Regions from separate parts of the Homo sapiens genome. Here regions 1, 2, 3, 5 and 6 are each linked to region 4. Evidence: chromatin loops called from intact Hi-C (ENCODE). Cell type or tissue: heart left ventricle. All regions are shown on one strand. Region 1 overlaps LY86-AS1 (LY86 antisense RNA 1). Region 2 holds the start of LOC105374903 (a long non-coding RNA gene). Region 3 overlaps LOC101928004 (a long non-coding RNA gene). Region 4 overlaps RREB1 (ras responsive element binding protein 1). Region 5 has its middle 16 kb from the start of LINC03055. Region 6 has its middle 54 kb from the start of LY86-AS1.

Evidence for each region. Peaks named below come from ENCODE experiments on the same cell type or tissue, not always from the same donor. Only the 100,000 strongest peaks of a DNase experiment are listed, where the experiment ranks them.
Region 1: it touches region 4 in a loop (7-fold over the local background); 23 of 110 quality-filtered maps call a loop at or near these places.
Region 2: it touches region 4 in a loop (2.8-fold over the local background); 12 of 110 quality-filtered maps call a loop at or near these places.
Region 3: it touches region 4 in a loop (5-fold over the local background); 89 of 110 quality-filtered maps call a loop at or near these places.
Region 5: it touches region 4 in a loop (5-fold over the local background); 21 of 110 quality-filtered maps call a loop at or near these places.
Region 6: it touches region 4 in a loop (6-fold over the local background); 82 of 110 quality-filtered maps call a loop at or near these places.

Annotation. Positions count from the first base shown.
Region 1 is chr6:6,554,888-6,558,887 of GRCh38, forward strand. The region is part of intron 3 of LY86-AS1 (LY86 antisense RNA 1); the gene reads right to left. Among named protein-coding and RNA genes, the nearest start is that of LY86, 32 kb to the right of the region's middle. In heart left ventricle, a CTCF peak has its summit at 2,248 (motif pointing right); a DNase peak (open chromatin) is centred at 2,250.
Region 2 is chr6:6,888,971-6,892,970 of GRCh38, forward strand. It overlaps LINC03055 (long intergenic non-protein coding RNA 3055), which reads left to right. Exons shown (of 3, transcript XR_926430.2): 2 at 2,383-2,490. LOC105374903 (a long non-coding RNA gene) reads right to left here and starts at 1,384. Exons shown (of 3, transcript XR_926431.3): 1 at 1,300-1,384. In heart left ventricle, no CTCF peak of the experiment used is centred here; a DNase peak (open chromatin) is centred at 1,779; H3K27ac peaks cover 2,351 bases.
Region 3 is chr6:6,722,630-6,726,629 of GRCh38, forward strand. All of the region lies in intron 2 of LOC101928004 (a long non-coding RNA gene), which reads right to left. LOC101928047 (a long non-coding RNA gene) reads left to right here. Exons shown (of 6, transcript XR_001743949.2): 5 at 2,152-2,671. Among named protein-coding and RNA genes, the nearest start is that of LY86-AS1, 100 kb to the left of the region's middle. RefSeq lists enhancers at 2,154-2,847, 2,164-2,223. In heart left ventricle, a CTCF peak has its summit at 2,046 (motif pointing right); DNase peaks (open chromatin) are centred at 1,761, 2,052 and 2,382; H3K4me3 peaks cover 1,253 bases; H3K27ac peaks cover 2,947 bases.
Region 4 is chr6:7,242,107-7,246,106 of GRCh38, forward strand. All of the region lies in intron 11 of RREB1 (ras responsive element binding protein 1), which reads left to right. Among named protein-coding and RNA genes, the nearest start is that of SSR1, 69 kb to the right of the region's middle. In heart left ventricle, a CTCF peak has its summit at 1,555; no DNase peak of the experiment used is centred here; H3K27ac peaks cover 894 bases.
Region 5 is chr6:6,899,462-6,903,461 of GRCh38, forward strand. No RefSeq gene overlaps it. Among named protein-coding and RNA genes, the nearest start is that of LINC03055, 16 kb to the left of the region's middle. In heart left ventricle, a CTCF peak has its summit at 1,962; no DNase peak of the experiment used is centred here.
Region 6 is chr6:6,675,019-6,679,018 of GRCh38, forward strand. No RefSeq gene overlaps it. Among named protein-coding and RNA genes, the nearest start is that of LY86-AS1, 54 kb to the left of the region's middle. In heart left ventricle, CTCF peaks have their summits at 22, 244 and 1,970 (motif pointing right); a DNase peak (open chromatin) is centred at 1,999; H3K27ac peaks cover 342 bases.

The DNA of each region.
Region 1 (4,000 bases), 690 kb before region 4:
ATGGAGGCAGAAAGAGCTACTGCACACAGCAGTGCAAGGCTGGGTTGCAATGTGCTGGCTGCTGGGAAGCACAGCATGGAGGCTGCAGCCCATCGTGGCAGTGTACAGATTATTGAAATAATTTTATTCATAAGCACATTTGAAAATGCTCCCACCACCTCCCAGAAGTACTTGAAGCAGTGGAAAATATTGCAGTGAGCTGAGGTCTGAGCGTCAATAAACCAAGACCTGTCAGACTCAGCTGAGATACAATCAGGGCCTTTGCCCAAAGTTCATGAGACTGTGAAGGACAGCACCCAAGCTGGTGCAAATTGCAAATATTTGAGGGTGCATTCCAGCCAAGAGGGGCCATAGCTGATTGGGGAAAGTGGAAAGGGTACAGCAGTAGCCATCCAAAGCTTCTGATCAATAAAATGTAACCCGTATGTTATGTACCAGTTTCTTGCTGTAATAAAAAGAAATCTGCAAGAGGATGGTAAACAATTAACTGTACCACACAGAAACTGTTGTAGAGACATCCGCCCCCTGCCCAAACCTGCCTTGCCCTTTCCTGCCTGTGCCTGCTCGCTGCCCAATCTCTGCATCCTCTGTAGCAGCAGAGCCTCTATTTTGTTCTGGTGGTAATGCGCGCATCTAGTCCTTTCAGCTTGTGTGGGTGGGGAAGACCACGCAGCACATCTCTGCGAGAAGTCTCCAGGTGATGCTTCTCTCTACAGAGGCTTTCTAAAAGGGGGCAGACTCCACTGGTCTGTGCCTTGGCCCGTTGTGCCCTGCTTCTTCTAGCATGGAATGGAGGCTCCCCTGCTAGGCTGGGGTTACTGGCCCTTTTGTGAACATGAGGCTATACACTTTTAGGACGAAAGCCTCATACCTAGGAGGGATGAGCAGAAAGGTAAAAGGAGACTAGTGCCCCGATGGCATCATGGAGCCACTATACCAATCCTGGGTTTCCTACCTCAAGATGCTGGCTTATGAGAGAAAAATAATCCTCCAATCAGGATAAGCCACCATGCCGGGCTTGTCACTTGTAGCCAATGCTGTTACTGCCTTTGCACCTTTGCTCAAGACATTACCCATCTGAATGGCTCTTTTCTCTCTTCTCAGCTTAACAAATTTGTCTCCCACTACAAAACATGCCTCTCTACTCCCCTAAATCTAGAGTTGACTCTTTTTTTGTACATGACCCCCCTGCAACTAACACTGTAAGATTCTGGTGACAGAGACCAAGGCTCATGCTCTTTAAGCTTCCACACAATCCTTGCTCTTGGTAGAACATGGTTCCCACTGAGTGCTTCCCTGAAAAATGTAATTCCACAATACTTTTGCATTAAAGTTCATGAACTATTTGGTCTGAGCTTCAAACTTATAGTGCACAAATCATGATTCATTCAGCAGAATAACTCCAGACTCCAGCCCACACACGGACGCAGCCGGCTACTCCCATGCTGTTAGAAAACACCAGTTCTGGGGGTTCCTCTCTGTGAGCACTCCTAACTGTTCCTGAGGAAACTTTGAGTGACTCATAGTCTCCCTTCTAACATCGCCACCTCTCTGTGCTCTGGCAGGTCCATCTGGCTTTCTATGGCCAAAATAGCATCCTGGGATGACTGTCCCAGAATGTACCAAAATAGGTAAAGGGAGAATTGTGCCTTCAGAGGCATTTGGATGATTGTCCGAAACAGAAAATAATAAGAGTTCTTTTCTGGGCCAGATCCTTTATTTGCCCTATGTACTAAAGCAGGTTTCCCCCCTCCATCCCATCTGCCCCTTCCTCGGTCCTTTGCAATGCATTATTTCCAACAACAGTAAGCTCTGCCATATGGCCAATAAATATATTGCTCAAGAACGTCAGTGTATTTCATCAGATGTTCTTCTCCAAAGTTAGAAGGATTGCCACAGTGAACTGGGTGAAGTAGATAGCTCTAATCTGCAACAGCACTATTTCATTTATTCTGATTTCTACCATGTTGCCTAACTGTGGAAAATTATCCCAGTACCCCAGGGTCTGTGTGTGCCCAGTCAGACCAGTGCTGCAGCAGTTCACACAGATCCCAGGTGCTGTGGACGAACTAAGCCAAAGAAACCTGCCCTTTGAATCACCCTGGTTGCTCCAGCCTACTACCTCTACATGTGGGCTCAAGTGGGAGCTGCCATGAAAAGGTCTCTCAATTTCTCCTTATCTGGCTCTCCCACAGGTGGCTCTAATTCCAGGAGCCTTGTGGGAAGCTGCAGACCAGCCAGGGAGCCACTAGAGGGCCCCCTACTAACATCTGCCTGAGCCAGGGGGCTCAGTCCCTCATGTTTTCTGGTATATTCCACACAACTTATCAAACTGCTTACTTTCTTCCATAAAGATTTGGAATACAATAACGATGTCACAGATGTCAAGCGAGGAGAAACTGTTTTTCGTTCATTAACTTCTGGAAAGAAAAGAAATTTAACTTTGGCCAGGAGTGCCCGACTGGGATCGGCGGCACGGCCACAGGGGCACCCTGTGGCTAAACCCCTCATGGAAGGCACTGGAAAGATCCTCTACCCCCAAACGCAGGGTTTAGGGCATCGTCTGTCCTTGCAGAAGCAGGAATCTTGTTAGAGTTACCCAAATACAACATTTCAGTAGGAAAGGCTGGGTGTTCTTGCTTTTTAATTAAAAATTTTATTGAGATAATTGTAGATCCACATACGTTTATAACAAAGAAATCAATAGAGAGTGTTACTAATCAATACTTACTTGCTTTACGGATTATTAGTCAATAACCATAAGAAAGAAATCAATAGAGATTGTTACTAATCAATACTTACTTGCTTTATGGATTATTAGTCAATAACCAAGAGTCTCATATGCGCTTTATGCAGCTTCCTCCAAAGTAACATTTTTCAAAACTATGACAACCAAGATACAATCTACTAATCAGATTTAGATTTCCCTAGTTTTACTGTTACTCGTGTGTGTGGGGGGTATGTATAGTTCCATACATTTTTATCATCTGTGGATTCACGCATCTGGCACCAGTCAGGATACTGAACACTTCCACCTCCACAAGGATCCCCGAAGCTGCCCTTTCATAACCACAACCCCTCCCTCCCACGTCTTCACCCTAACCCAAGCCTCTGGCACACACCAATTTCTCCTCCACTTCTAAAATTTCATCATTTCAAAACTATTATAAAAATGGCATAATATAGGCTGTTACTTTTCAGGATTACCTTTTTACTCCCCATAACTCCCTGCAGAGTCATCCAAGTTCGTACAAGTTGATTCATGCATCGATAATTCATTCCTTTGTGCTTGCATGCACTTCAGCGCATTTAACCATTCACCTGTCAAAGTCTATCTGGGCTGATTCAAGATTTGACGGTTAAGCAAAACTGCTATTGAACATTTGGGTGATGTTTTTAGCACTGATGGCGAATGACGTTGAACATGTCCGTATCCTTACTTTCTAAGTGTATTTTCTCTGTGAAATATCTCTTCATGTCTGTGCACATTTTCTAACTAAATTGATGTTTCACTGTTGAGTTTTGTGAGTTCTTTATGTTTGGATACTAACACTTCGTTAGATATGTGGTTTGCAAATTTTTTGTCTACAGCTTGTCTTTTTCATCCTCTTCACATGGACTTTCATAGAGCAAGTTTTCTGTTTTGATGAGGTCTAGTGTGTCAATTTTTCCATCCATGGATTGTGCTTGTGGTAGCAAGCTCAAGTACTGAAAATTTTATCTGATTTTTTTTCTGAAAATTTTGTAGTTTTACATTTACCTCTAAGACCATGATCCATTGTGAGAATGTTCACATAAGGTGTGAGCCTTAGGTCAAAGTTTATTTTTATCTACTGATGTCCAATTGCTCCAGCACCATTTACTGAAAAGCTATCCTTTCTTCAGTAAATTGCTCTTGTACCTTTGTCAAAAACCACTTGGGCAGATTTGTGTGGATCTATTTCCAGGTTTTCTGTCCTGCTCCTTTAATCAATATGTCTGTTCTTCCACCAATAGCACA
Region 2 (4,000 bases), 350 kb before region 4:
TGCTAAACTGCCAGTGCTCATGCCTGCAGTCCCAGCAACTGGGGAGGCTGAGGTGGGAGGATCACTTAAGTGCAGGAGGCCAAGGCTGCAGTGAGCTGTGAGCGTGCCACTGCACTTGAGCCAGTAAGACTCTGTCTCTAAAAAAAACAAACTGCTACACTGTACACTTAAAAATGGTTAAGATAGTAAGTGGGGTTTTTTTAAATTTTATTTTTGAGAAGGAGTGTCACCCAGGCTGGAATGCAGTGGCGCAATCTTGGCTCACTGCAACCTCCGCCTCCCAGGTTCAAGGGGTTCTCCTGCCTCAGCCTCCCAAGTAGCTGGGATTACAGGCATGCGCCACCACACCCAGCTAATTTTTGTATTTTTAGTAGCGACAGGGTTTCGCCATGTTGGCCAGGCTGGTCTCGAACTCCTGACCTCAGGTGATCCACCCGCCTCGGCCTCCCAAAGTGCTGGGATTACAGGTGTGAGACACTGCGCCCGGCCAGTAAGTTTTACGTTATATGCACTTTACCATAGTTTTTAAAAGAGAAAATAAATTAGAACAATAATCCCATAAAGTTAAAAGAGGTCAGTAGCGCAGCATGGACCAGGAGATCCTGGGAGTTGTGAAAGTCAGGGAAAGCTCCCTGGAAGAAGGGGAGCTCATGTGGTTGTCCACATCCCCCATCATAAGCCAAGAAGAACTGCCTACCAAAGTGTGAAGGCTGTCCTTAAACCCAATGATGTCTATGGTAATGGAGGGCCAGGCCTCAACTATCAAGGAAGCTGCATCACCAACGTTTGTCCATCACCAAGGCATAGCATGGTATGGCCAGCGTGATCACATGACCCATATTCTGAGACCAGACTGAGAGTGAAGGGCACTGTTGATAATTACAGTGGACAACAGCATATGGTCTCCTGGGGTATAGCAGGAACAGCCCAGGCTTGGGACTCAGGCAGACCTGGTTTCGAATCCTAGCTTAGGCACATACTTGGGCACATTGCTTTCTGCCTCAGAGCCTCAGTTTCCCCTCCTGTAACGTTTCTATCTCGTGAGGTTATTGTGAGTAACAAAAATAAGATGAGAAAAACTTCCAGTCCAGGGCCTGAGAAGTCCTAAATATTACAAGCCTGTAATCTCTTATCTGCAATTCTGGGAAACTAGGGTTCAGAGAGAGGAAAATTGAGGTTTTTATTGTGCACCCTGTTATCTATTATGAATTTCTTACCCTACTTATAAATTTTTTAAGATTAAACCAAAAGTGCCCCCCACCCGACAAGGAAGCACAGCCACAGGAGTCTCTAAGTTACCCTGGGAGAGCTGGGTCCTGTCCCACTGCTAATGCAATTCACACAGGCAGGTCCAGGGGCTTCTCCCAGTTTCAGGCTCCTCGTGTGTACCACAGACGTGCCTTCAGAGATTCCAGCTACAGATCAGTTGGGAAAACAGTGCCCAGCCTAGGTCTTCAGCAGAGGGGATGGAACATGGGGAACTGGTTGCAAAGACGTTGGAGTTGCTGAAAAGTCAAACAGGGGCAGTGAGGCAACCCAGAAAGAAATAACAGGAAGAAGTTTAGAAGTTTCTACCCACTCTGGGCTTGGAAAGGGGATGTTATCTGAACCTGAATCCTGCACTATCTGGTAGGAATTGGAAGGATGGAGGGAAGGGCCACCCAGCCACAGAGGACCAGTGCCAAGGACCCTGACCAGGCTGCAGAGAGACAGAGAAACGCCCTGAATCTCCCGTCCGCTAGCCCTTCGGTTTATCTTCACTGACTCCCTGGGTGGAGGCCAGCCAGAAGCCAGGAGCAAGGGGACCTGGGAAATGTAGTTCTCAGAAGACAGAGCCCTGCAGTCCAAAGCAGAGCAGGGCAATCCAGGAAAACGACCACCACAGTGCAGCCACAGCAGCTGGGGTCGTCCCCCACTCAGAAGGGATCTTTCCACTTTTGTTTGGCATTTCTGCTTCCCTGGTATTTCCATTTTAGATGCCCCATATGCAAACTAATTAAATTCAAAGTTTCATAGAAGAGAAACTTTTTAATTAGCCTGGAAATCTCACACTTGGGGCCTGTCCATCACTTCTGAATCCCCCAAGCAGATTTGCGTCCTCTGACTCCCCTCGCCAGACTGAGCATCTCACAGCCAACACCTGCTCTGCAAGGCAGGCTGTGCTAGGCAGGTGTGCCATGCTGGGGACACAGAGAGAGCTGGATTCCACCTGGCTGCTGGGGGAGGAGGCAGCGGCACAACAGGTTCCCACATCACCTGGAGAGCAGGCGCATTACTTCCTCCAGCAGGGCTGGGCTTCCAGGTACAAGAGACCAGAGGTCACTGTGGTCCAATGGGCTGAGCCGTAGATTAGGAACTCAATTGTTCTTTGTTTAAATCCAGCTGAGACACCCAACCTTGCGTGACCTTGAGCCAAACACAACTCTTAGGATGTAACCTGCTTTACAAGATGAGAAAGACACGAGTAAAAACATCAGCAGACTCTGGAAGGTAAATGAACAATCCTGATAACACCCAGCCCTTCCCCCGAGGCGGGCTTTTAAGCATGATCTTGCTTGTCCTTGAAATCATCCCTGTGAAGGCAGGGAGAGGGAGGACCATTATCTCCATCTTACAGAGAGAGAAACCAGGCACTGAAAATAGACAGCAACCCACACAGCGGGTCATGCTGGCATTAGACTCAAGGCCACATGAGTGTTGGCCCTGACCTGTTTCTTCTGCCCCATGGAGGACCAGTTATTTCCTTAGCCCAGGGGCCCCAGTGACTGAAGGAAGGTCTGGAGGGAGACACTGTTTTTAGGTCTAAAAAGGGGAGAGGAAACAAGAGAGAAGAAGAAGGAGCAAAAGAAAAAGGGAAGGAGGGAAAGCAGAGATAAAGATGGGACCTGGAAGGGGCAGGGTAGACACTAACAGGTTGCCAGGACTCTTAATGACAGCACATGTGAGAACCTGGCTTGGCAAGCTCGGTTTTACCAGCCTTAAAGGCTTCCATGCCCTTCCATCATCACCCAGCATTACTGGAAATTCACTAGGGTTATACATTCAGAAGAATACACAGCCACTCCCCTTCATTTCTGAGCAGGGGTAGCTCCCATATCCGCCAGCCTTTTTCCTCCCCTCAGGGCCCGGTTTACGACACTTCAAGTTTTGTTCTCTGTTGTCAGGTGCTGTTGTGTAAGGTGGGAGAACAGATACTCCTGTGGGTGTGCTTGAGCTGAAACACATTTATCTAAATCTGAGCAGCAGGTGCTTTCACACACAGGAAGAGTGGTATCTGGTACCTTCCTGTAGGGCTGCGAGGGTCCTTCCCTTTCTGCCCACAGCAGCAGATCTGGGCCCACGTTGAAGACAAGCCCTCACTGCACTTGGGCAGCTATAATTTACCAGGCACGTCAAGGGTTGGGAAAGCTGTGACTAACAAGTCTAGCTTGTGCAAGACTCATCCTCTTACCTCTCTCTCACCATCACATCCCCAGCCCCACTAAAGAGTAGGATTCTGGCTGAGTCTTTGGCTAAGATGACAAATGGCAGCCCCTCTTGTTGAGACATCCTAACTCACACCGCTGGATCCGGAAGATGCACACAAACTCCACTTTTGCTAGCTTGCAGCCCCAAGGGTGTTCCAGAAAGTAGACCTTTATAACAGAACAGCTTCCTGGACTACAGGCATTGCTGTATCACTGCATCCAGGCCATAATTCTGATTGCCCCCTGTAAACCGGGAAACTCACTCCTCAGGATGCCCACCTTGCTGTTTGCCATCATGGAAATGCACTGAAGTGGCTCACCTACATTGTTACAGATAAACCACGGGCCACAGTTGCAGCACTCTTCTCAGGGTGTGGAGGGGAAATGACATCTATTCTTTGATTAATGTTGTCTCTCTCTGTCCCCAGAGTCAGTAAACAAACAAGCTGTCCTTGGAGCAAGCAAGCGCTTCCCTTTCGGCATCTCCCCCTCTCTGAGCGGCAGCCCTGCAAGTGAGGCCAATAGCCGTCCCT
Region 3 (4,000 bases), 520 kb before region 4:
CAGCCTGGGTGACAGAGCAACACCCGATCTCAAAAAAAAAAAAAAAAAAAAAAAAAAAAAAAGAGGTGGGGGGCAAAGCCACAATGCAAGGGTTACCTGAATTTGGTGGGCTGCCTATTGCACGGGGTAGGGTATATTCAGAGCCTCGTCTACTTTCTGCTGAGCTGAAGTCCTACTGTTGGGTACCATTTTCCCCAGGACCCCACGGCATTCAGATCTTGCCGGCTTCCTCCAGCCACTGCTAGAAGAACATTAGCAGCGAATCATGGAATGTCAGGGATTCAAAGTAGAGGCCCTCTGGTTACATCCTTTTGTTTTAAACATCACATATAAGCCCAGGGCCCTCTGTTTACTTTTGATTTTACCCAAATAGAACCAACTAGGGAGCAGATGTGTGCAGCTCAGCAGGAATCCAGCTTTGGGGAAATACTGAGGTCTCCAGACTTGGGACTGGCTTTGTGTGAAATGCTTGGTTAGGGGAAAGGGGCTCCCTGCTGAACAAGACTGGAAAAACATCTCCCAAAGGCACCTTGTGGCATCTGTAAGCTGTGGGTTGCAGGGGTGCTCATAAAACAAAACTCAAGATAGAAAATACACATATTTCAGACCCAGCTCTGTCCCCTTGAAGCCAGCACTAACAGCCAGCTTGACCCTTTTTCCTGACAATCCCTTACAATGTGGGAGCCAGGGTTCCCACAGGGCCTGAAGAGGACATGCCCGGGGCTCCTATAGCCTTAGAGAGCTGCTCACACGATCTGGGGCTGGATGAGCACCATCAGGCTTATGGAGAGAGACTAGGCCAAAAGTTCAGGCCAGTTCTGTTGAAAGAGAGAACACTTTAAAAAAAAAAATTGTGTTTCTTCAGAATTTGCTCAGGATTATCAGAAAAGAGAGAAGGAAAAAAAAAAACTTTCATCCTCTACAGTTGAGCAGGGAAGGGATGGGGAAAGACTCATTTCCTAATGACAGCCTTTTGTAACTGAAGATCTAAATAAGGTAAAAAATAAAAATGCTTCTCCATTTCTACAAGAAGTGGCCAGCCAGGAAAGGGACTTCTTGTCTAACCCTCCTGTGAAAATGAGGCTCATTCAGTCAGATTTCAACCCAGCCTTCTCCACTTTCTGCCTCCATCACCCTTCCGGGGGCAGAATTTAGCAGTGGTCTGCCACCCCGAGCAGCCGCTCCCACAGGAACTGCCTCATTAAGCTCTGTGACCAGTAACTCCCAACTTAGGAAAAGCTCAAGAAGGACCACTCTGCTTTGTTTGCACTTTTCCAAGAACCCTTACTACATAAAACGTTCTAAACTTGGGAACACTAACTTTTGCACTGTTTCCCACCGAGCCACAGAGCTCGCACCAGCATCACGCTCTCCCTTTGCCAGGATCTGAGCTCGCTGGAGGAAAATACAAGTTCCTCTTTCAGCTTCTTTCCTTCACTTCTGGAGACAAGCTTTCCAGCTACCAAAACAGAACGTTTCCCAGGTTTTCCTCCCACACCTATGAACTTTGTTCCTTGATTAAATCCTAGTTTCCCCTCTAAACAGAACTGGACTATGTCCAACCAATGTCTTCAGTTTCTGCAAACATTAACTCTGATGTTTTTTTTCAAGAGGTTTGTGTTCGGCTTTTGAGTAGGTTCCGGAGGCTGCCAGTGGAAAGTCTGAGGGGGGTATCAGCAGCATTTTACCCCATCCCCCGCATCCCCTCTGGCCAGCAGGACAGGAAAAGGAAGCCTGTTTGCGTGCACGAGCCTGCTGACCGGCCTTTGCCATGCGCTGTGCTTTCCTTTGTAGACACAGAGGGACTGCGAGGGAGGATGAGCAACTCCTTCCTAAGCTGGTAGGGTACATGGCTCCAAGAAACGCTCCTGGTCTGGAGTGGAATGTAGGACCGTTCTCCTCTCACAGCCAGCCACACAAAGCTACCTGTCTTCGGACATCTTTCCCCGACGCTTGAGCAGGCTGCAGGGAAAGGGGCCCGCTTACCCGGAGGAAGGAAACCCTCCGCAGACCCTCCAGGAAGGCAGGCCTGGGGCGCCCCTTCCCCGGGGAGCCTGGAAACCCACAAGGCAGGAGCCATTAGAGGGCAGCACGTGCCTGTCTCATAACACTGAGCAGACTCGTCTTTTTTTTTTCTTCTTCCAATTACAGGGTGTTTCAAAAAGCAAAAGTACCGTGGCTCCAGCGTCAGCAGAAAAACAAGTTAGAAAGACAGGCAGGGGAGGGGGCGATCCCTCCAACTCCAAAGCTGTGCCAGGGAGACACCGCTCTTGGGGAAGTTGGGCTGCAGCCCCCGCACGTGCTAGGAAGATAAGTGAAGGTCCCAACACATCCTGTCCCCTTAGAGCCCCTGGGGCCCAGCAGCCGGGCCCAGCAGCCCGACCCAGCGCCTAGAGCCCATTCGCAGACAGCGCGCTGAGGCGGCTTGGGCGCCATGCCCTTTGGGTTACTCAGCTCTTCAGCCTCCTGGAACGCTAGGACAAAGGAGTGCCTTGGTGCTGGCAGAAGCCGGGGGGCACAGCTGGGTTTTACAAGGAAGGACGAAATCTCATCTCAGCAATCGGGATAGATCAACCGTTGCCCGTCTGAGGTGACCCAATTCAGGGACCAGCCGCTTGGCTCTGAACACACACGTGTCACAACCCCAGCTCGTACCCAGGCCTTGCTAGAGGTAAGAACGTGGCATCCCTCCCTGGGACCAACTCGAGCGCCACTTGGGCGTCCCCTGCCAGGACCGCTCTGCATTGCAAAGGGCCCCTGGGGCGTTCAGGATTGGCCTCTGCCCCTCCTCCCACTGCACCATTCTCTTCTTCCCACCGCACATCTCTTCCTAATTCACCAAGGGGTTCCACCCCAAGGAAGAACTCCTTCGTGCTGGAAAAAGCCTGGGGCAGCACGGTGGGCCTCCCCCTCCATCTGGGTCACCAGAGGCAGGGAGGGAGGAGGCTTGTGTAATCTTACTATTCATTTCTCCGTGCAAGCTCCTCGGGACAGGCCTGAATTCATGATACCATCTCATTGGAAGACCTTTGCCCCCAAAGGGCCTGGGCAGATTGAAGCGTCTAGCAGAGGTGAGGGGTGACAGGTGACCAAACCCCAGCCCTGAGGTCTCACCACCTGCTCACAAGCCCAGAGCTGGGGTGGTGGGGTTCTCACTGCCTTCTCCCCATCCCCCTTCTCATTGCATTTCCTTTCCCCCACTCTGGCCTCGGAACCCAGGCGGCCAGTCCTTAGCCAGTCCCTTCTCGCTGTTGTCCAATCTGTCACTGTGCCTGACTATTCTTTAGGAAGTGGTTACTGTTTGTTGCACACCATTCACAAACACTTCATTTTCAGATCCTGCCCTCTGCACACTACGTGCTAGGACCTTGGCAGGCCCCGTGAGTGGCCAAGTTCCGTACTCTTGGTCATCAGCATCTGATCTGCCTCTGGAACTCCTCTTTCTCCTTCCTTGTTCAATTCAGCGGTTTCAGTTGACAAAGACCAGGGAGCCTCTAACCCCGGGGGCGTACTAACCATAGAAATATCACTCAGTCTAGCATAGAGTGCGCCTATAACTGAATGGGGAACTTCACTGATAGTGCTTCCAGTTTCCAATAGCATTAGGCTAGGTATTTGGACTACATTTCCCACTGACAACCATTTAAAAGCTGGATAAGATATAAAACAACTCAATCTTTCTGTTGAAATTGTCAAATAGTAAGAAGTAATACTGGCTGTTGATCCAGGGAATCATGAGGGACTGAGTCAGTCCTCTCTAATCCTATAGGCATCAGAAAAAATCATGGGTACAGTAATTCCAAAGTCAAACTGACAGGTAGTTTTCATGAAATTTTCCTAGTAAATTATCCCAAAGAACTAATAAGCTGGACAAAAATTATATTGCATGAATATTTATACAATATCTTTTCTGGTAGACTAATTCCACCTAGTTGACAGCTCTGTTAGATTCCTTTGGGGGCCCTCTTGTCTGCCTTGCAGCTGTGCCATTCCTATACAA
Region 4 (4,000 bases):
GTAGCGAAAGCAGCCGGTAACTGAGGGAGCTGAGGGGGAGCCCTTGGGTTTCCATGTTTACAAATAAGTCTTAGTAACTCCGTGCTGGATGTGCATTTTGCATTCAGCTTCTTTATCATAAGGGAGGAACAAAGACTGGGGCTCCTGCTGACATCTGCAGACACAAAGCTGAGTCGGAATTTGTGGTCTTAGCTTCGGTTCAGCACCAAGTGTATTTATAAGTTTGCAGTCATAGGTTTTGTTGTCCAAATCCCAACAAAGCCCTTTCCCACCTCCACCCCACCCCGGAAGTTATATAGGGTTCCTTGAAGGGACAAAGCCTCTAGAAAAAGAAAAGTCACTGAAAGTTGTAATGTGAAACCAGCAAAGAGAAAATACATGTTTGGTTTAGTTGTGGTCACAGTCCATGGTGAGAAAAGGGACTGAGATTTAAGTGGGAGGGAAAAGTTTAGGGAGGCAGAGTTTAGTGATTTCAAGGAGGATTTTAAAATGCAGATGAGCATGATGGACATGGGGTGAAGCCTTCATTCTGGGTTCCCCCCCCCCAGTGAAGTTTAAAAAGTGAGGCTTTGAAGGAAGACCACTTAAAAAAAAGGGGGGGGGGGAAGGAAATGACCAAGGAGGTCCTTGAGGGGTTTTCTAGGCTTGTATGCCTAGGTGGCATTTTCTTAAAATTCCTACACATGTTTTATAATGTAGGTCTGACATTTTTCAGTCTCATAAAGTCCCCCAAAAGAATGCTAAAAATGCCACAGTGGGGGCAGTTCTCCCTTAAAGGTCCATTTTGAATATTCAAATTTCAACTGAAATTCTTCATTCACTGTCCTGGACAGAGAGGCAGCCTGGCCCCCTCTGCCCTTGAGGGATATGCCCTTGGTCCTTCCTCCGATGATGCCCCGTCTTTGTGTTTGTAGGCACCTACATAGGGCTGTTTTTAATTCGTATAAACATGAAAGTGTTTAAGCTCTCCCTTAATGGTGGCCGCCTTTACCAGCCCAGAAGTCCCACATGTCAGCATGGACTACACCTCAGGAAACCCTCTCCATCCTCAGATGCTTTGGGTGGAGTGCAGACACAGCAGCTTCCCCTGCAAAGGCACCCCTGCCAGGTCAGATAATTACTTAGGTTGGTAGTCTGTCACAGTGGTTGAGGCTCATTTAATTTTTAGGAAGCAATAGATCTTTAATTGTTGAGCTGACTAGGGCTGTCTCCACAGTCCTGTAGGAGGAGCTGCGGGTTTATTATCTACCAGGATTCCTTCTGCTTCCTCTAACAGTTTTCTTAGTTGTTGAACAACACAAACCGAGGGACTGATGGGGAGAGGGAAGAACTGCATATTTTTAAGGTAGCATTGCTTATAAAAAGTCATCAGCTCAGCTACCTGCATTTGGGAGTCTGGGTGTTGAGGGCGGGGATTTATACAGCACCTGGCCTTATAAGTTGAGTATTCATGATAGGTGAAGAGGTGAAGTTTTTTGTTCATGAGAATCACTAATGAAAATCAGTTGTTTAGAATGTGAAGGGCACAGCCTACACTGCTAAAACACTCCCCCTAGTGGGAGTTTGGTAGAATACAACCAAGCCCCCTGTGTCCAAAGAGGGAGTTGGCCTTTCATTGTACTCCGGGTGATCTCTCTCCATTATCCGCGCAAAGGAAGGGCCCGAGAGCAGGAACAATTTGATCTTATATTTCTTTGGGTTTTGTTTCAAAATTTATTTTACTTTCTTTAAAGCTCTATCATGTTAAATATGTTCTGTGCAGTTAAAATAATGCATGTTCTTTGCTGAAAAAAAAAAAATAGAAGTGTAGTCTAGGATATACTGGGGACAAAGGGGAAGTAACCAGAGATTAAACCTTCTTTTAAAAATTACCAGTCGGGCGTGGTGGCGCATGCCTGTAATCCTAGCCCTTTTAGAGGCCGAGGAAGGTGGATCACCTGAGGTCAGGAGTTCTGAGACCAGCCTGGCCAACATGGTGAAACCCTGTCTCCACTAAAAATACAAAAATTAGCTGGGCATGGTGGCTCACACCTGTAATCCCAGCTACTTGGGAGGCTGAGACAGGAGAATCGCCTGAACCCAGGAGGCAGAGGTTACGGTGAGCTGAGACTGCACCACTGCACTCCAGCCCGGGTGACAGAGCAAGACTCCATCTCAAAAAAAAAAAAAAAAATTACTTACAAAGGCCAGCCACAGTTGCTTATGCCTATAACCTCAGCACTTTGGGAGGCCAAGGCAGGAGGACCCCTTGAGCCCAGGAGTTCGAGACCAGCCTGGGCAACATAGGGAGACCCTGACTCTAGGGAGGGAAATTACCCACAAAGCCAGCAAACAAATTGAGCGTTCTGTATTTTTATTGTAGAGTTTATACCAATATCCATTCTATAGATGCTCTCTGTTGAAATGATTCAAGAAAAACGAACATCTAGTTTTTCCTTGGAATGTGGCCCAGACATTGGTGTGCATATCCCAGGACTCATATTCTTTAAGCTTTTGGATAATTTTGCAAAATCATTTCTTCTTTAAAATGTTATATTCACACCATAATATTTCTTTCTGAAACCTCTTGAGATACCCAAACAGTGGCTGCCAAAAAGTGCAGTCAGTGTAAAACTAATGAAATGAAATGATGTAAGTAGCCGCGTTATGCAGATGGCTGTGGGTAAAGCCTAAAGCCCCAAGCAGGTGTGAACAGTAGGTACTGTCTCCTCAGACCTCAGGACGGGGCAGAACCAGCTCCTTACCCCAGCCCTCCTGACCGCCTTGATGGCAAATCATCAAGCATGTGACATTGAGGAGGTGTGATGGATGCAGGTTGACATTGTAGTTACACCTGATCACGTCAAGTGAGAATCCAGGTTAGGTGCGTGAATCTGCTGGCTCAAGGACTGCAATCACATCTGGCCTATTGAGGGAGGGGCATCTCGTACTTGTGCCATAAAACAATGACTTTCATCCACCCAATTATCAGAGGAACTTGAATCCCTGCAGTAATAAATCAGACAGTGGCCGGGCACGGTGGCTCACGCCTGTAATCCCAGCACTTTGGGAGGCTGAGGTGGGTAGATCGCCTGAGGTCAGGAGTTCGAGACCAGCCTGGCGAACATGATGAAACCCCATCTCTACTAAAAATACAAAAATCAGCTGGGCGTGGTGGTGGGCGCCTGTAATCCCAGCTCTTGGGAGGCTGAGGCAGGAGAATTGCTTGAACCCGGGAGGTGGAGGTTGCAGTGAGTGGAGATCACACCATTGCACTCCAGCCTGGGCGACAAGGCGAAACTCCGTCTTGAAAAAATAATAAAAACTAAATCAGACATAGGATCTGCAGCTAAATAATAGGTCCCACCAGCTTCCAATGTACTGTCGTAATGCATAATTTTAAGAAGTTATTAAGTCTTCTTTCAACCTTAGTAAAGAGAAGGCCTTTTGACACTGTTTGATGTGAATATTGCAGCCGTGCCATCCCTTAAAAGGACTGTTGAAAACTGATAGGCTTTCCACATACAGTTTTACTGGGTGGAATGGACAGATAGGAACAAATCAAGAGGCAGGAAGTCAGGGTAGGTGAGATGCCTGGAACCCAGAACCCCTTGTCTTCACAGGCACCCACAGCCCTTCACAGTCCGCTCCCCTCACTGTGTGCTGTTGCCAAGCCTGGCATCAAGGGTGCCCTTCCTTTGAAAGATTCCACCACCCCTGGGAGGCTGACAGCTAGGAAGCCTACAAGCTTGCCTGCGCCCCCTTGGGTCTCTGCAGCCTCCACCTGGAGATGAGCGTCAGGCAAGAGTGTGCATACCATACACACACAACGCAGGCTTGGGGTCGTTTCCTGTGAAACTCATCAAGACCATGCTTTGGAGGATTAGGGGTAGGGGTGGTCCTGTGTATGTTGCATGTTTGTATGATCTCTTTGCACTGGAAAAATAACTTATAACTCAAGCTTCCTCAACTTCCCTAGCGCTGCGAGTCTCTGGAATGCACCCCTCTCCTATCTCGCAGC
Region 5 (4,000 bases), 340 kb before region 4:
AAAAATTAGCCTGGTGTGGTGGCTGGTGCCTGTAGTTTCAGCTACTCAGGAGTCTGAAGCAGGAGAATCGCTTGAACCCAGGAGGCAGAGGTTGCAGTGAGCTGAGATCGCCCCACCGCACTCCAGCCTGGGTGACAGTGCGAGACTCCATCTCAAAACAATCAAACAAACAAACATATATATATATATATATATATATATATGGGTCGGGCACTGTAGCTCATACCTGTAATCCCAGCTCTTTGGGAGGCCAAGGTGGGTGGATCCCTTGAGCCCAGGAGTTCAAGACCAGCCTGGCCAAACCCCATCCCTACAAAAAATACAAAAATTAACCCAGCGTGGTGGTGTGTGCCTGTGGTCCCAGCTACTTGAGAAGTTGAGGTGAGAGAATCACTAGAGCCTGGGAGGTTGAGGCTGTAGTGAGCTGTGTTCATGCCACTGCACTCCAGCCTGGGCAACAGAATGAAACCCTGTTTCAAAAAAAAATACTTTATAGCAACAGAAGGGAACCCTCATGGAAACTATGGACTTTGGGTGATAATGACAAATCTGTGTAGATTCATTGATTGTAAGAAATGTGCCATTCTGGTGAGGGTTGTTGATAAGGGGTGCGGGGCAGGGGCAGGGGGCAGTAAGCGGGGGCAGGGAACTCTCTCTTCCTTCCTCTTAATTCTTCTGTGAACTTAAAATTGCTCTTAAAAATTAAGTCTTTAATAGAAATAAACACATAATAAACTCTAAAAATACTAAGATCTGAATGTCGAAAAAATTTGTAATTGTTCTAATAACCATAGATAACAACAGCACATAGACCACATTACAATCGGCGGTTTTCCCGCATGCAGCTCGTCCCATTCGTAGTGTGAAAGTCTCATTAGCTTCGATTTTAAGCAGTGCGTTTTTTTTAATCTTCCCCTACGTTCTGGTTCCCATCTTATTTTTGAGGCCCATAGCTGTCTAAGTCATGGTATGTGCAGAGAGAGATTTTTTCCTGCTGATTGTATGAAAAATTGTGCAAAAGGGGTTGTCATCTAAAAAAGCGTGTGACACTGGGAGAGACCTTGTATAGTGAGCAGGGCTTCCCATGAGTTCATCCTGGATCTTTCACTGAGAACAGGATGTTTTGTCAAGGATGGGCAAAGAGGGGCACAGCAGAAAGACAAAAGGATGTGCCAGCTACAAAAACCACGTGGGCCAAGGACAGGGGGCTGCAATGCAAAGACTGGAACTTGCAGCACGGCAAACTAGAGCGTGGCAAGATTAGCGTTTCAGACTCCAGACAAGGCCACTTCCCTCTCCAGGAAAGACGATCTCCTCACCAACACAAGCGCTTGGCGCTTCCCTTTTCCGTCCAGGCGTCCTGGCTGGAACGAGGAAACTCAAAAGTGCTACGAAAGAACAAAAGTGGCCCAAATTCTGAAAATTCTTAAAATTAAAAGATTGTAACTCAAAGGAAGATAAAGAGCATGACTTTTAATTTCTCCAAGCTACTTCATTCATTTTCAGTGCCAAAAACCCAATGCCAGTCTTACATAGTAATCCACTTACTGTAGTTGAAACCTGAGGTGTGAAAAGTTCCGTGTTGACAAAGATTTGCATCAGCTGCTGCCGCTAAACAACATGTAAAAACTTGCAGTTTAATTTTAGCTTCAGAACAAATAAGCGCTTTTCCAAACCCACCCAGGAGCGCAGGCTGTCACTAGGTCTACAGGTGTGCTCTGAAATCAGACACTATCAAGAAATTCTATCGTGCTAAAATGAACAAGGAGCCGGGACGGCACAATCCATCATTTTTTAATGTGTTTTGGGAACTGTCTTAACAAGTGTGGAAGTGTCCCAGCGAGATGTTGTATTCAGCTTCCACTGTGCATATATTAAGCCAGCGTGCGTGTGTGTGCATGCACACATGTTCGTGTCTGCATTCTATATTAGAAGGTCTCAGGAAAAGAGTGATAAATAAGATGAAGCGGTAAGAGGGCACCAAAGACCATAATTAAAGGCGCTTGAGAGCAGTTAGCTGGCCTTAGCTTACTCCTTCAACCAGCCCCATTTATTTTGCTGCTCCGGTGTAGCAGATACTGTGCAGGGCCCCGGCAGAGACACAGGGGTCACGGAGATACAAGCCACTCTCGGGGAACCCCCAGTCTAATTAACATACAAATAGCAGTGACACCCGGCAGAAGCGCTACAAGGCAGGGCAGGCTACAAGGCAGGGCAGGTGAAGTGCTTTGGTGGCTCTGGGTGACAGTTATTGCCACATATCATCTTCCAGGAGTCCTGGGGCCATCTGAAAAAAAAAGAGATTTGATGAACTAGTTTTTCTTCCAGGGGTGAAAGTTGTTCAGTTTCTTGTGGCAAAGAAATATAAAATGAATGGAAAAAAGAAGAGGTTATATGGGTGAATTATTAAATGTAAGGAGTGGAAAGATATTACATCTGTGTAAGGAACACACAAAGATTTTTCTAATTTTTAGTCATAACATTTATAATGACAAATTACACACTAGCCTTGTGAATCCTATGTGTAACACATAAGGCAGGAATAGGCCCCAGTGTTTTGGGTTTTTTTTTTTTTTTAATAGAAGCAGGGTCTCACTATGTTGGCCAGGCTAGACTCTAACTCCTAAGCTCAAGTGATCCTCCTGCCTCAGCCTCCTTCGGAGTAGGGACTACAGGCACACACTACCACCAACCTCACTCTGTCACCCAGGTTGGAGAAAGTGACGCTATCACAGCTCAACATAGCCTCAACACCCCAGGCTCAAGTGATCCTCCCACCTCAGCCTTCTGAATAGCTGGGACAACAGGTGTGCACCGTCATCCTGAGCTACATTTTTTACTTTTGTAAAGATGGAGTCTTACTATGTTGCCCAGGCTGATCTCCAACCCCTGGGCTCAAGTGATCCTCCCACCTCTGCCTCCCAAAGTTCTGGGATTACAGGTGTGAGCCACCATGTCCAGTCTACACCAGTGTTTCCTTTTCCACTGATTTTGGACGCAAATGCTGCCTTCCTAAGAGATGGGTCACCTAAGTCACTCCTTGTCTAGTTCATTCACAACTTCATGCTGATGTCTGCAGATAAAAACCCACATATTGGACTTCCAGTTAACAAGTCACCTCCTCCGTGAAGCTACCCTGAATTTAATTCATTCTTCTAGTTGATTGAGTGCCTACTTTGTGCCCAGGACCATGTTAGAGAGTGGTTGGTGGTCAGGGTTAAATGAGACAACATCCAGCTCACACCGAGATGCTGGCCCACTCTGCCTTATCCCTGTGTTCTCACTAGCCTCTTCTCTGAGGGTTGAGTTGCTTGTTCAAATCCCCTGATAACCTGTAAAGTCCTTAGGCAGAGACGATAGCTTTTATTTTTGCGTTCCCAAAGCCTGGCACATTCTAACTGGGAGGAGAAGCAGCTCACCTCACAGACAGTTCTCACTGACTCAAGCTCTTTACAATATTTATAAGTATAGGTTGCATGTTGTATGTGCATACACAAAAAGTTTGGCCCATATATATATATTTTTTTTTTCTTTTTTTTTGAGGTGGAGTCTCACTCTGTCACCCAGGCTGGAGTGCAGTGGTGTGATCTCGGCTCACTGTAACCTCCGCCTCCCATGTTCAAGCAATTCTCTTGTATTACTTTTCAAAAAATTATTTTTGAATTAGTATTAATATTTCTTCATTTATTTCTGTGCATGAATGTATTTAAATCTTCCCACTCATCATTAAACGGTGCAATGGCAATTTTAAACGCAAATTATTGGAACATTCAGGTGGCATGCAGAACAACCACAAGCGTACAATTCATATTTTGTAGCTCATATACGTATACATTTTGTTCTTTCCCAAATGGCGGAAACACTCCATAAAATTAGCCAAACTTTTTGTTTCACCTCTTGATATGTGCACATTTCACCAACACTACCTTCAGCTTACTGAGGTGTAAGGAAAAACAAAAGAAAGGGAATGATAAGTTCCTATCTTTTCCTTGTCTTCTAT
Region 6 (4,000 bases), 570 kb before region 4:
TAGCCTCTGGAGCCAATGCTATTAGCCTGGAATGCGGTGGGGGGCGCTCTTAGCTGCTGTCTCATGTGCTGTTTTCAAAGACTTCTCCGTGAGGAACATCAATGGTTTCCTTCTGTTGCCCTGGCTAACTAAGTGGAACACCCTCTTAGCAACAAAAAGGGGAGATTTGCTAGCACCTTCACTATATGCAGCAAATATCATCTCCCAGTAATAGTCCTAGGTAATTAAACTTTTATTTTTCCCATGATTTATCGTCTGGGAAATACTAACTCTGTTAAACTTCGGACTTTACATATAAAATGTAAAATTTTTTTCAGTTTGGATAAAGTTCTGTTATAAGTAACTGAAAATCAAGCAGAGACATACACAAGTTAGAGGTTTATTTCTCTCTCCAGTAAACCTGGGAAGTTCATGGTGGCCCAGTTCACTAGGACTTGGACTTCTTTTATTTTGTAACTCCATCATCCTCACCTGTGGCTTCTGCCTTTTAGTCCAAAATGGCTGTTTCAGATCTAGTGATATCATCACATTCCAGCCAGCAAGAAAGAAAAGAAGGCAAGAAAGTGATAGCCCTCTTCTTTTAAGGACCCTTCTGGAAGTTGTATATACAACTTGTACATATTGGCCAGTAGGCCACCTGAGAAGACTGAGGGCCTCAGTTCTTTCCTAGCTGTTGGCTGGAGGTTGCACACAGTTTCTCATTACATGGCTTTTTCAATATGGCAGATTGCTTTATGAAAACAATATTCAGCAAGACCCAAGCTTCAAGGGGGGATGAGAAATGTAATATTTGCTCTCAGTTTCTGTGGTAGCCATGAAATTATGCCTCTCAGATGTCCGACTAAGGAAACGTAATTGTCTGAAGGCCCCAGCTGCTGTCCTCTGGAAAGGCTGAGGGAGGAGGGTTGCTTGACTTAGGAAGTCAAGGCTGCAGTGAGTTATGATCGCGCCACTGCACTCCATCCAACCTGCTTGACAGAGCAAGACCCCATCTCTAAATAAATTTTTAAAAATACAATCCGCCAGGCACAGTGGCTCACTCCTGTAATCCCAGCACTTTGGGAGGCCGAGGCAGGCGGATCATGAGGTCAGGAGATAGAGACCATCCTGACCAACATGGTGAAACCCTGTCTCTAGTAAAAATACAAAAATTAGCTGGGTATGGTGGCACACGCTTGTAGTCCCAGCTATTCGGGAGGCAGAGGCAGGAGAATCACTTGAACCCGGGAGGAAAATATTGCAAGGAGCAGAGATCGCGCCACTGCACTCCAGCCTGGCGACAGGGCAAGACTCTGTCTCAAAAACAAACAAACGAAAAACCAATCTACTCCAAAAATACTATTTAAATAACAGAAAAAGCCTGTTTCTATTTCTGTCAATGTATGTGTATTGCATGTATGTTACAAATAATCCTTTTCCTAACTTAGAACTTATATTTCTACAGGGTGAGGGCTTATGTATAAAACCAATATAAAATAATGAAGAGGAGAGATACCAAATCTTACATCTTTTCCTTGTACAACCTGAAGACATGCCTCAGACCCAATAATTTTTTATATTGCAATTTTCATTTTAATTCCTTAATTTTGTACTAATTTTCCAAAATGTTTGGTAGATTTCCCTCAATATGCTAAGAGGTCAGCTTAAGAGAATGGGCAGGGGGTCTTGGAAACTCAGATAAGGGCCTTGACACTTATTTTGGGCAAAGCTAACACTGAGTCACAGGGTTGTTCCAATGAATTATTTTCCCTGTTGCCTCAGATGAGAAAAATTCACTCTGATTTTATTTCTTATTCTTGTGTCTGCTTTATCATCACAGTTAATATAAAATATGCCAATAAATACTCTATCTAAACAATAAGTCTTCTCATTTCCTTTTTGCGCCACACAGAACTTGCAGAAAATGGGGAAAACGGGGCTACCTTTTCTTAAACCAGTTTGCCCAGGAAGCCCATGCTGTGTAGTTCACAATTTCAGCCAGGAGGTGGCGGTAGTAACCAATGGCAAAATCCTGAGACACTGCCTCTATCAGCTTCTCATTGTCCTGCGGACGCTTCCTGGATCTAATCTGATGCTTATGAAAGTGATTTCCTTCTTTCGAAAACACCAGGCCCAAACAAAAACTAACTTCATCCTGCAGATAAAAACTGTATGTGCCTTACAAGTTGTCAGACTCCTCCAGACCTTCAATCAATATTTTCCCAGCAGCAAAATGCAGCTGCACATTTTAGGAAGCAGAGTGGGCAAATTCCTTCTGCGGAAGCCCATGAACCATCAGGCCTCCCCCTCAGGGTGGCAGGAAGGTGTGGAAAGGGGGACTAAGCAATCCAAGCTGCTAGACAATCCGAGCTCCAGGGAGGCCAAGCACATTCCCCCAGTTTGTGCAGGAAACAGCAGGGAACTGAAAAAAGGGTTCTGTTGAGATGAGACTGATGTTCCCAAGTCCTGAGTCCTCAAACCGAATCACTTTCCGGCAGCAACACCTGTCTTTAGCATGCAAACATCGGTCTCATAGAGTCTTCCCTGAAAGATGTTTAATGATCATGTCATTACTGTCACTCTTTTTTTTTTTTTTGAGAGTGAGTTTTGCTCTTGTTGCCCAGACTGGAGTGCAATGGAGCGATATCAGCTCACCCCAACTTCTGCCTCCCAGGTTCAAGCGATTCTCCTGCCTCAGCCTCCCGGGTAGCTGGGGTTACAGGCATGTGCCACCACGCCTGGCTAATTTTGTATTTTTAGTAGAGACGGGGTTTCTCCATGTTGGTCAGGCTGGTCTCAAACTCCCAACTTCAGGTGATCTGCCTGCCTCGGCCTCCCAAAGTGCTGGGATTACAGGCGTGAGCCACTGCGCCCAGCCACTGCCACCTTTTAAACTACAGAAGATGAGTGTGCCTGCTCAGACAATGAAGGACTCTGAGGGATTTGGAGAGCCACAAGGAGTCCAGACCTTAACCTGAGGGCAACAGCACCATTAAAAGTTTCTAAGACAAGGAGGAACACGGCTCCACCAATTTACAATGGCTAAGAAGAAAATAAGCTCGTCGGAAGGCAGGAAGTTGAGTCAATTTTCTATCCATGAATCTCAGCATTAGGTTGTTTTTATTGAACTTCTGATAGTACATCTTGAAGAATGCTAAGGAAAAGTCTAGAAAGGTGCTCTTAGTCTCCTTTCTCTACTGCAGAAGCCCTTTGTGATCTCCAGGGGAAGCAGCCCCCGTTTCCATATGGTCCCAGGGAGACGAACGACGGCAGAACATTTCATGTGCTGTGGAGGCACCTAGCTTCAGAATGTGAAAAAGTAACCAGAGCTCTCAAACCTCCCTTTCCTCATGTGTTAAATAGGGATAATAGTCCTTACGTCAGGGTTGTTGGGAGAGTGAAATGAGATCACATATGTGAGTCACTGACCTACAGTAAGTGTTTGGTAAACAGTAGTTATCATGGGCGGAGGCCTGACCTGGGAAACGGTCGGCAGGCACAGTAAACTCACCAGCAGATGCTAAAGGGAGCCCCGAGGCTCATCATACCCACCACATGTACACGCATACACACATACACACACACGCACTCATGCACACACACAAGCAGGCACAGAGCATCCCTCCTACATCTCACACATGCCAGGTCTTCCGGGAGTCACTTCTGTGCTTCAGCCAAGATGCCCTGGAAATTTTCCTTTTCTCACCTGCATGAAAATGCTTTTGAGGCCCCCCAGCCTCCGCCCGGAGTTTAGCCCCTTCAGACTCTGCACCCCTGGGGGTGGCCCTGACCCACCCACCCCTGGAGCCCACCATTCCAGGGCTCCCTGATTGTTTACATGGCAATAGAAAGCTTGAGATCAAGCTGAGGTTGCGGCGCATATTTGAACTACAGGGAAGGGAAAGTGTCCTGCTGAGGTTTAGAAGGAAGGTGGGGACTCACAGAAGCCACACAATGAAAAGTCACTGATGATAAATGCCGATTTCACACCCGTTAACCACGGAGAATGCGCCTGCACCAG